Regions from separate parts of the Mus musculus genome. Here regions 2 and 3 are each linked to region 1. The links are chromatin loops, found by intact Hi-C in ENCODE. Cell type or tissue: heart. All regions are shown on one strand.

Region 1 (2,500 bases):
AGAATGGTATATGAAGCCCCAAACAGTCTGAGAGGCAGGACAGCACCAAAGAAATGCAAGCTGCTGTGCCAGGCTGCATCTGAGTATAGGTACATAGAGCAAGACTCACCCATTCACCTCTAGGACTGCCGTGGTCAAAGAGAGGAGCCAGAGCTGAGGGCAGCAGGCTTAAGCAACAGGAGGACACACGACGCCAGCAGGAAGCCCTGGGTTCTGTTCAGAGAACAGTAGTCCAGGACTGAGGTTCAGGTGGTGCCAGTATGGTTAGAGCTGGGGGCTGATAGTGAGGAATCGGGAAGTGACCCTTACAGGGATGACTGCCCATCCAGGTCTAGACAAGTCTGTGTGCAAGCCCCCCATGCCTTCTCTAGTTCCCCTTTCACTGGAAGAGCCCTTTGCCGCTTCCACTGCTAACTCAAATGGGACCTTCTGGCAGAAGCGTTCCTTGGTGCCCATCCCTGTCATCCCTGCAGGGCTTCTTGGCCTTAATTGTCATCACAGAGTCTCACCACACCGTACCTCTCAGTTTCTCCGAGTTAGCCTGGCACTGAGCCTGGCTACTGGGTGGATGCAGAGTGAAGCAAAATGGACACATGTTTACAAATAGGCCACCAGTTCTGGGTGTGGGAAGGCCAGAGGCCTTGACAGTCACCTGGGAGTACTAAAAGCGCATGTCTCTTCTCATTGTCAGCCTCCAGGCTGTGTCTGTCATCAAGACAGGATGGCAGGGCAGAGAGGCGAGAGGGGGCAGATCCCTGTGACAGGGGATCCCTGTTCCGCCTAGGCCAGATTCTCCTCACTCATCTGTCCTCAGTCTGGCATCAAGCTCCGGATGGGATTCAGGAAACACATGCAGAGGATACCTAAGTGACATCTAAGCTATCCCTCTGATGGGCCCCGAGCCAATGTCCTGTTATGATTGGCATGCCGGAACAGCCCCAGTTGTCCCTTCTCTGGCCATTCTGGAAGGCTCTGTTTTCCTAGAGAGGCCTTACCAGTGGCCCTAAGCCCTGTCCTATACCTTCCGTGTAACAGCAAAGCCAAGCAAGAGGAAGTGATATCAGTGAGCCTGGCTTCTGGGATTCTGGACTCAGCTTTTCCATGAACTTCTCTGGTGACTGTGGTTGAGTGTGTGATCCTCAGTGACCCTTGGAGTCTCCCTGCTAGAGACTGGAGGCCTCCCAGAGGGAGAGACGGTCCAAAGAGAGCCAGCAAAGGGTGGCTTTAGGTGCTGAAGCGTGGCCCTCATCACCGTGAGCAAGCCACATCTGGTGCCCTGCGCCAGGCGCCCTGTTGTCCGCCCTAGTGCCTGAGCCTGCACCCGCCTGGCCACAGGCTGAGGAAACATAATTGTGCCGGGCTATTTCAGACCCATTATCTCAGCTCAGCCCCGGCTTCCTGAGCAGGCCCCGAATTAGCCTGGCGCTTTGTTCTCAAGTGCATTCGTCAGATCGCTTGGCCTGTACCTCGGGAGGAGGGAAGAGGAGGGAGGGGAGGGCAGAGAAGGAGGGGAAGACAGGGGCGGAGACTGGGCGGAGAGGGAGAGGGAGGAGGAACTCGATGCTAATTAAGTCTCATTAAAAAGAAGACGACAATGAGGAATAAGGCGAAGAAGAAAGAAAAAACGAAGTGGAGGGGGGAGGGAAGGGCTTGCTGAGGAAGCAGAACAGCCACCGGGAGAGACGCACACAGAAGCGCGCAGGCACACACACGCCTACAAAAAGACAGACAAACACACACAGCTCTCCCTCCCGGGCAGCCTGTGCCCACTCTGCCCTGTCAGCCGTGGCCCTCCAGTTTGGCCCCAGACTTCCGCTCAGAACCTGCGCTTTCTTCCTGTGTCCAATTCAGCTAGGATTCAAATTCTGCCTGGGCTACTCAGTAGTTTAAGCCTGGTTAATCAGCTCTCGGGACCTCAGTTTCCAACATTTGTCACAGAGGAATGAATCCCCAGCTCTTCTTACCAAAACTGGCTGGAGGAGAATCGCGTATGCTCAGAGCAGCCAACATCCTAGCATAGTGCCCCTCGGGGTTCCAGCCTGGCTATGCAGCCACCTCTGTGCAGTTCTCAGAGCTGGGGTGGGATGGCTTCAGGGCTTGGGCCCTGCTGGGCTCCCTTCCCTCCTGCCACAGTTGGCCTGCACCCCCCTCGGCCGCCCCCCCCCCGCCCGCCCCTTGCACCACCACCAGCCCAGGCTGCTTTCATGGACCATTGCTTGGGCAACAGACAAAGCTGCCCAGGGGTAGGGAGCCTCTACATCGCCACAAAGGTCCCCAGTCGCCCTAATGAACTAACTCAGCTCTCTTTCTCTCAGAATTCTTGTTTCTTAGTAACTCACGTCTTCCAATGGAGCCCAGCTTAATGCCAAGCCTGCTTTTCCCAACACTCAGCTAGCCCCTGGGTAGATGAGAAAACTAGGCAAGGGATGCCTGTACCACCCCTCTTTGTCTGTAAGGAGAATCCAGTTTGACTCCCCCCACCACCCCACCCCCAGGTCAG
Region 2 (2,500 bases), 96 kb before region 1:
TCCTTCTTTTATGAGTCTAATGGTGTCCCAGACTGAAAGCTGCTCCTTCAGCTGGAGTCCTGACGATGGATGACATAGAGTATCACTGTAGTGGCTACACAGCATGTGGCTTGAGTACAAGGTGACCTTTGTTGCTGAAGTCACCAAAGTATGATTGTTAGCTTAATTTTCTTTTACGCCTTGACTCTGTGTTGTTTCCTTTGAGTTGGCTTTTCTGTTTGTATGGCCTTTGTCTTGGACATTGAAGACTTTTCTGAAATGTCTGGTGGTCTTTGGCTAGCCACTCATTTTTAAGGGTTGGGAAGTGACAAGAGGATTAGAAATCTCCATGCAGATCCCAGCAGTCTTCAACGGGCAGTGAGTTTTCTGGCCTTTAAGGGAACAGTCAAATATCGCTCTGGTGAGGTGTGGGAGAAACATGGATGCTTGGCTCCTGTGGCTGAGTAGGGGAAGAGGGCACAGGCTTTGTGCTTCAGTGTAGAGATGACTCTACTCCAGAGATTCTGGAAGCAGGACTGTTGTGTTGCCTCTGTGTCCAGCCTCCCTAGGAAACAAATTTCCAGTGCTCTGGCAAGGTGCAAGAAGGCCAATTCTGTGTCGTGGGACTTTCAGTCATGCCATGTATTGTCGGCATGAATACCCCATCATCTTCAGAAGTGTCTGGGATGCCTCTTCTGTGAGGCCTGTGCCTGTGTTCCCTGCCAAGTCAGCTCTAGCTCTCATCTCTCTCCTCCTCACCGCACACCATTTTGTCGTAGTTGACTCTTATCCTACATGTAATCCTTTAACAGCACATATTCAGATCCCTTTTCTAAGGTTTCCATGAGACTTGGGGCTGGCAGGCAGTACTGGAGGTACTGGCTTAATCTGCCCCATTTAAAACCTGAATCCACGAAATGCTCGCTAAAACATTACTATTTTATTGGCAGTATGCTTGATAAGTCTTTATGAGCCCTTTTCCAAACCTTAGTGTTAGTGGTTCAGGATATACTACTCATGGAAGGCAGAGAAAATGGGGCATCCATGGTCAGAGTCAGTCAAGCTCCCAACCCTCTAGCTAAAGGGAAAGTGAGGCTCCCATGCTGACTGCAGCCATCAGGGGGTATGTTTTTCAGGGAATTGGAATCTTGCTAAGAAAAATGTTCGAGACATTTCAAGGTTAAGAGGGCATTTGCACTGAATGAAGCAAGGGTTTTCAAGGAACCCAGGGGCTGGTGGATCGCTCTAGGGGAAAGCAGAGGAAAGGGAACAAAGAACTTGGGAAGACAAGTTGCTGAGTTATCAAATGAGAATGAAACGTGTAGGAGGCACAGGAGTGTACCAGGAAGACAGGGTGATGTAGAGTGGACTAAGATGGGCCCATGCTTTGGGTTCTGTTTCCCGCTGAGGAACACTAGCTCTATGCCTTCTCTTGGACTAGCTTCCTTTCTAAGAGGGGAGGAATCCTACCCAAGCGGGATCTCTTTCCTGTGACCAATGGGAAGAATAGTTACACCCAAATTCCATCAGCGAGGCTGAGATAAGGGCTGGTCTGCGCCTGCGCATATGTTCTGAGGCAGAAATTACTCCTCTGGGCTTGGCTTAATGAGCAGATCACTTCTGTCCACCCATCCCCGCCCTTTTCCTCCCACGATTGGGTTGAATTCCTTACTCCCCTGTCTGTACTTCCACCACATTCATTCCTGCGCTCAGCTCCAGTCAAGCAACCCCTGCTCTAAGCCCTGGAGGAATCCAATAGTGAATACCCCACACAAAGGTCGTACAGGGAAGAAGGGTAGCCCCACAGCAGGACACACTGCATGCCATCTTCTCACCAAAGTGGGATGCTTGCCACAGATCATTCTGGATTTGGTGCAACATCTGAGCCCAGCAAGCAGTCAAAGCAGAAAGGACAGTTCTTTTCACTTCCACTGCCACTTAGGTCTGAGATACATCACCGGGATTACTGTCATAGCTTCTAAACTGCTTCCTTGTCTCTCCTTTTTTAATTATTTCTACATCAGTCTACTTGTATGACAGCAGCCAAAGCGATTCTGCTAAAATGTAGGCAAGTGACTGTCACATTGCTGAGACCCCTGTCCTGTCTCCTCATTTCACTTTGAATAAGAGCCAAACCTTCACCATGGCTTGCCCACCCAGCCCTGATTTAGTGTGCATTCCTCTCCCAGATTTACCTGGAATGTCCCTTTGGCAGCCTGCATGGCCTCTTTTCTATACTTCAACCCATTCAGCAGCAGCCTTGCCACCTCAGGGGCGCTGCACTTGCTTGGAATGCGCGCTTTCTGGTTGTGCGCATGCCTGGCTTCCTCACCCAGATCAGCTGTTGATTTCAATCTCCTCTGTTTTCAGCGACACACTCTGATGGGTAATCTTGCCAACTTGAGTGGATTGAGAAGCTCCTGGGGGATTCATAAAGCACAGATCAGACTCTATCTGGGCGAGTATTTCTCTAGAGGGTTAGCCAACAGGAAAGAGCCCACCTGAATGTAGGTGGCACTCT
Region 3 (2,500 bases), 86 kb before region 1:
GGCATGAAGCCCTTGCCCACTCCTGAAGGCAGGCTGAGATGAACTGCATTGAATTGAGGGCTCTGTAAGGAAGGTCCGTTGGGCACTGTGCAAGGCAAGGAGGGAGGAAGGAAGAGAGGGGAAGGTCAAAGAGAGCAGAGGGGAATAGAGAAGAGAGGGTGGAAGGAGTGCATGCTAAATGGACGCTCTGGCAGCTCTTCATAGGTAGCTCTAGCCGACTAACTGTTTCTCCAATGAGATGCTTTGAAGTGCTCCTAGATGCCTCCAGAAGAGCAGATTTGTTATCTACTTCAGGGCTCTGCTTTCAGTGAAAGGCTCACTGCAAGGTTTCTGCTGCTAAAATGGCACAGGAAGGACTGAAGAAAGAGGAGAGGAAGGAGGAAGGGAGGAAGAGAGGAGAAAGAAGGAGACAGGAAGCGGGGAAATGACTGGAGGGGTGTACTGGGGCATAAGCATTGTGGTCCCATTTACTGTAGCCCCAGCCTGGTGTCAGAGCTAGAAGGGGTGGGGACTTAGTCAGCTGCTTCTCTCAGAACTCTGTCTTTTCTTTGGGGTCCCTGGGCATGTAGAGACGCAAGGGCAACACAAGGCTCATTCCTTTGCCTGGAGAGGGACATTAGAGAGGGCTTCTGATGTCTTGAGAGCTGAAGGATCTGTGGATGCGCTTTTAGGGTTCCACAAGTAGTCAAGTATTTCCTACCAAATTAGGAAAATGGGAACAGCGTATGGGACTTACTGCTTGGTTTTGGGTTCTCTGTGACTCGGTGGGATCCTAATAAAGGACTGTTTTCCACAAGACGAGACAACTAGGAAGGGCAATGCCAAGGCCACAGTGACAGTTCCACATCCTCCAATGCTCACCTCACACCCGAGGCTTGCTGCTTGTGCCAGAGAGGAAGTGGCTTTGGAGAAAGATGAAACCAAGAGAAGGCCTTGAAGGCTTTAGGCCACATTGTACTGGATTCTGCTCTGTGATGCACCCTGCAGAGAGGGCTGGCTGGAGATACAGAGGTGAATCAGGCTGAGGCAGGGACATTCTGGATGGTGTAGGGCAGGCTGCAGTTGGTGGAGTTGAGGAATCCAGGCTGGCCCTATAAGGGAGGTTCCTCAGCCTGGTGGAACGGTTCCTTGCTGCCGGGCAGGCCCGGCAGGCCCCTCCAGCGTTGCCATAGTGCTCTGTGGGTCTTCCCAGCAGCCTGCCAGGCGGAATGCGGCCTGGATGGTTTCCCAAGGAATGTAATCAAGATGTAAATGGGGGGCCGGGAGGAGCTGGTCGATAGGGTTGTCACCTCCTCAGGCCTGTATGGAGCTGGCCTGGACTGGCCTAACCGGGACAATCTCCTGGTTGGGCTCTGCTGTGGGACAGAGTGGCTGTTGAGTGCCAGTTTTCCCTCCTGGTGGGCTCTGAAAGATGGGCAATGCCTACTGGGGCAACAAGTCCTGAGGTCTTTGGCTGGCCCTCTTAGCCCACCTCTTTCCCTGTGAGCCAGCTAGGCAGATGTCTCTTTAGGTGTGGGAATTAGGCTGGGGACATCTGGCAAAGATTTGCAGGGGCTACAGTTCAGTTTGCCTTATTAATAGAGTTCAAAGGAATGCTCTCAGGAGGCTCAGCTCTCAAAAGCCCAGAGACATAGGCAAGGGTCTCCCCAACCAGGATTGGCCACCTTGGGTATAGATAGACCTAAGCCCTCTGGGACCAAGGCAATGTGTCCCAGTTCCAGGTGAGGTAGAGGAATTAAGCTTCACACAGGCAGCCCTTTTCCTTTCTGTCAGTGGCTCAATGTTCTGTTCCCCCTCTGAGCCACTGCTCTGAAGAAGTTACATTGAGTCAGGATGTCAGGGCCTGGTGCTGTTTCTCCTGCAAGTCCTAAGAGCAGGCATGGCTTGGGTGTGAGTTATCTGCATGGTTTTGCTAGTATCACTCCAAATCTGCTAGCGTCACAAAAACAAACAAACAAAACATCAAACTGAGGTTCAAACTGACATTTTGGCATGTGAATGTCAAAGGCCTTTCTGAAATACCTTAGAACTCCCACAAGGCATGAGCATCTGGGTTATTTCTATGGTATTTCTTGTTACCTACTAGATGTTGTGATTTTAAGCTCTTTCCCTTGGGCTCCACTTTCCTGGACTGTGGGCTGAGAAGCAACCCAGTGGTAGAGTTTTTGCTTGGCAGGCATGAGGCTCTGGGTCCTAATGTCCCACACAGCAAAACAACAAATGAAGAACTACATTAGTATCTGATTCTAACCCCTAAGGTCATTGCTGGTGGTGACAAGCCCTGATAGACATCACATAGTGTTTTCCAGGCATGGCTGTGTGTTTTTGTCCCATAAGGTCCTCTGACACCTCAGCTCTTCCTCTAGAGCAGTGGATCTCAACCTTCCTGATGCTGTGACCCTTTAATACAGTTCTTCATGGTGTGGTGACCCTAACCATAAAATTATTTCATTGCTCCTTCATTACTGTAATTTTGCTACTATTATGAACCATAATATAG

What was found. A loop is a pair of places that touch in the nucleus more often than their neighbours do. Peaks named below come from ENCODE experiments on the same cell type or tissue, not always from the same donor. Only the 100,000 strongest peaks of a DNase experiment are listed, where the experiment ranks them.
Region 2: it touches region 1 in a loop (4-fold over the local background); 6 of 42 quality-filtered maps call a loop at or near these places.
Region 3: it touches region 1 in a loop (2.0-fold over the local background); 6 of 42 quality-filtered maps call a loop at or near these places.

Annotation. Positions count from the first base shown.
Region 1 is chrX:99,198,308-99,200,807 of GRCm38, reverse strand. It overlaps Gm46674 (a long non-coding RNA gene), which reads right to left and starts at 2,107. Exons shown (of 3, transcript XR_001782764.2): 1 at 1,965-2,107; 2 at 1-213. In heart, no CTCF peak of the experiment used is centred here; DNase peaks (open chromatin) are centred at 937 and 1,427; H3K4me3 peaks cover 1,165 bases; H3K27ac peaks cover 2,500 bases.
Region 2 is chrX:99,293,982-99,296,481 of GRCm38, reverse strand. Gm39528 (a long non-coding RNA gene) reads right to left here. Exons shown (of 3, transcript XR_878181.2): 2 at 2,175-2,399. Among named protein-coding and RNA genes, the nearest start is that of Gm30649, 3.6 kb to the right of the region's middle. In heart, no CTCF peak of the experiment used is centred here; a DNase peak (open chromatin) is centred at 1,561; H3K27me3 peaks cover 1,736 bases.
Region 3 is chrX:99,284,535-99,287,034 of GRCm38, reverse strand. No RefSeq gene overlaps it. Among named protein-coding and RNA genes, the nearest start is that of Gm39528, 2.4 kb to the left of the region's middle. In heart, no CTCF peak of the experiment used is centred here; a DNase peak (open chromatin) is centred at 1,314; H3K27ac peaks cover 2,174 bases.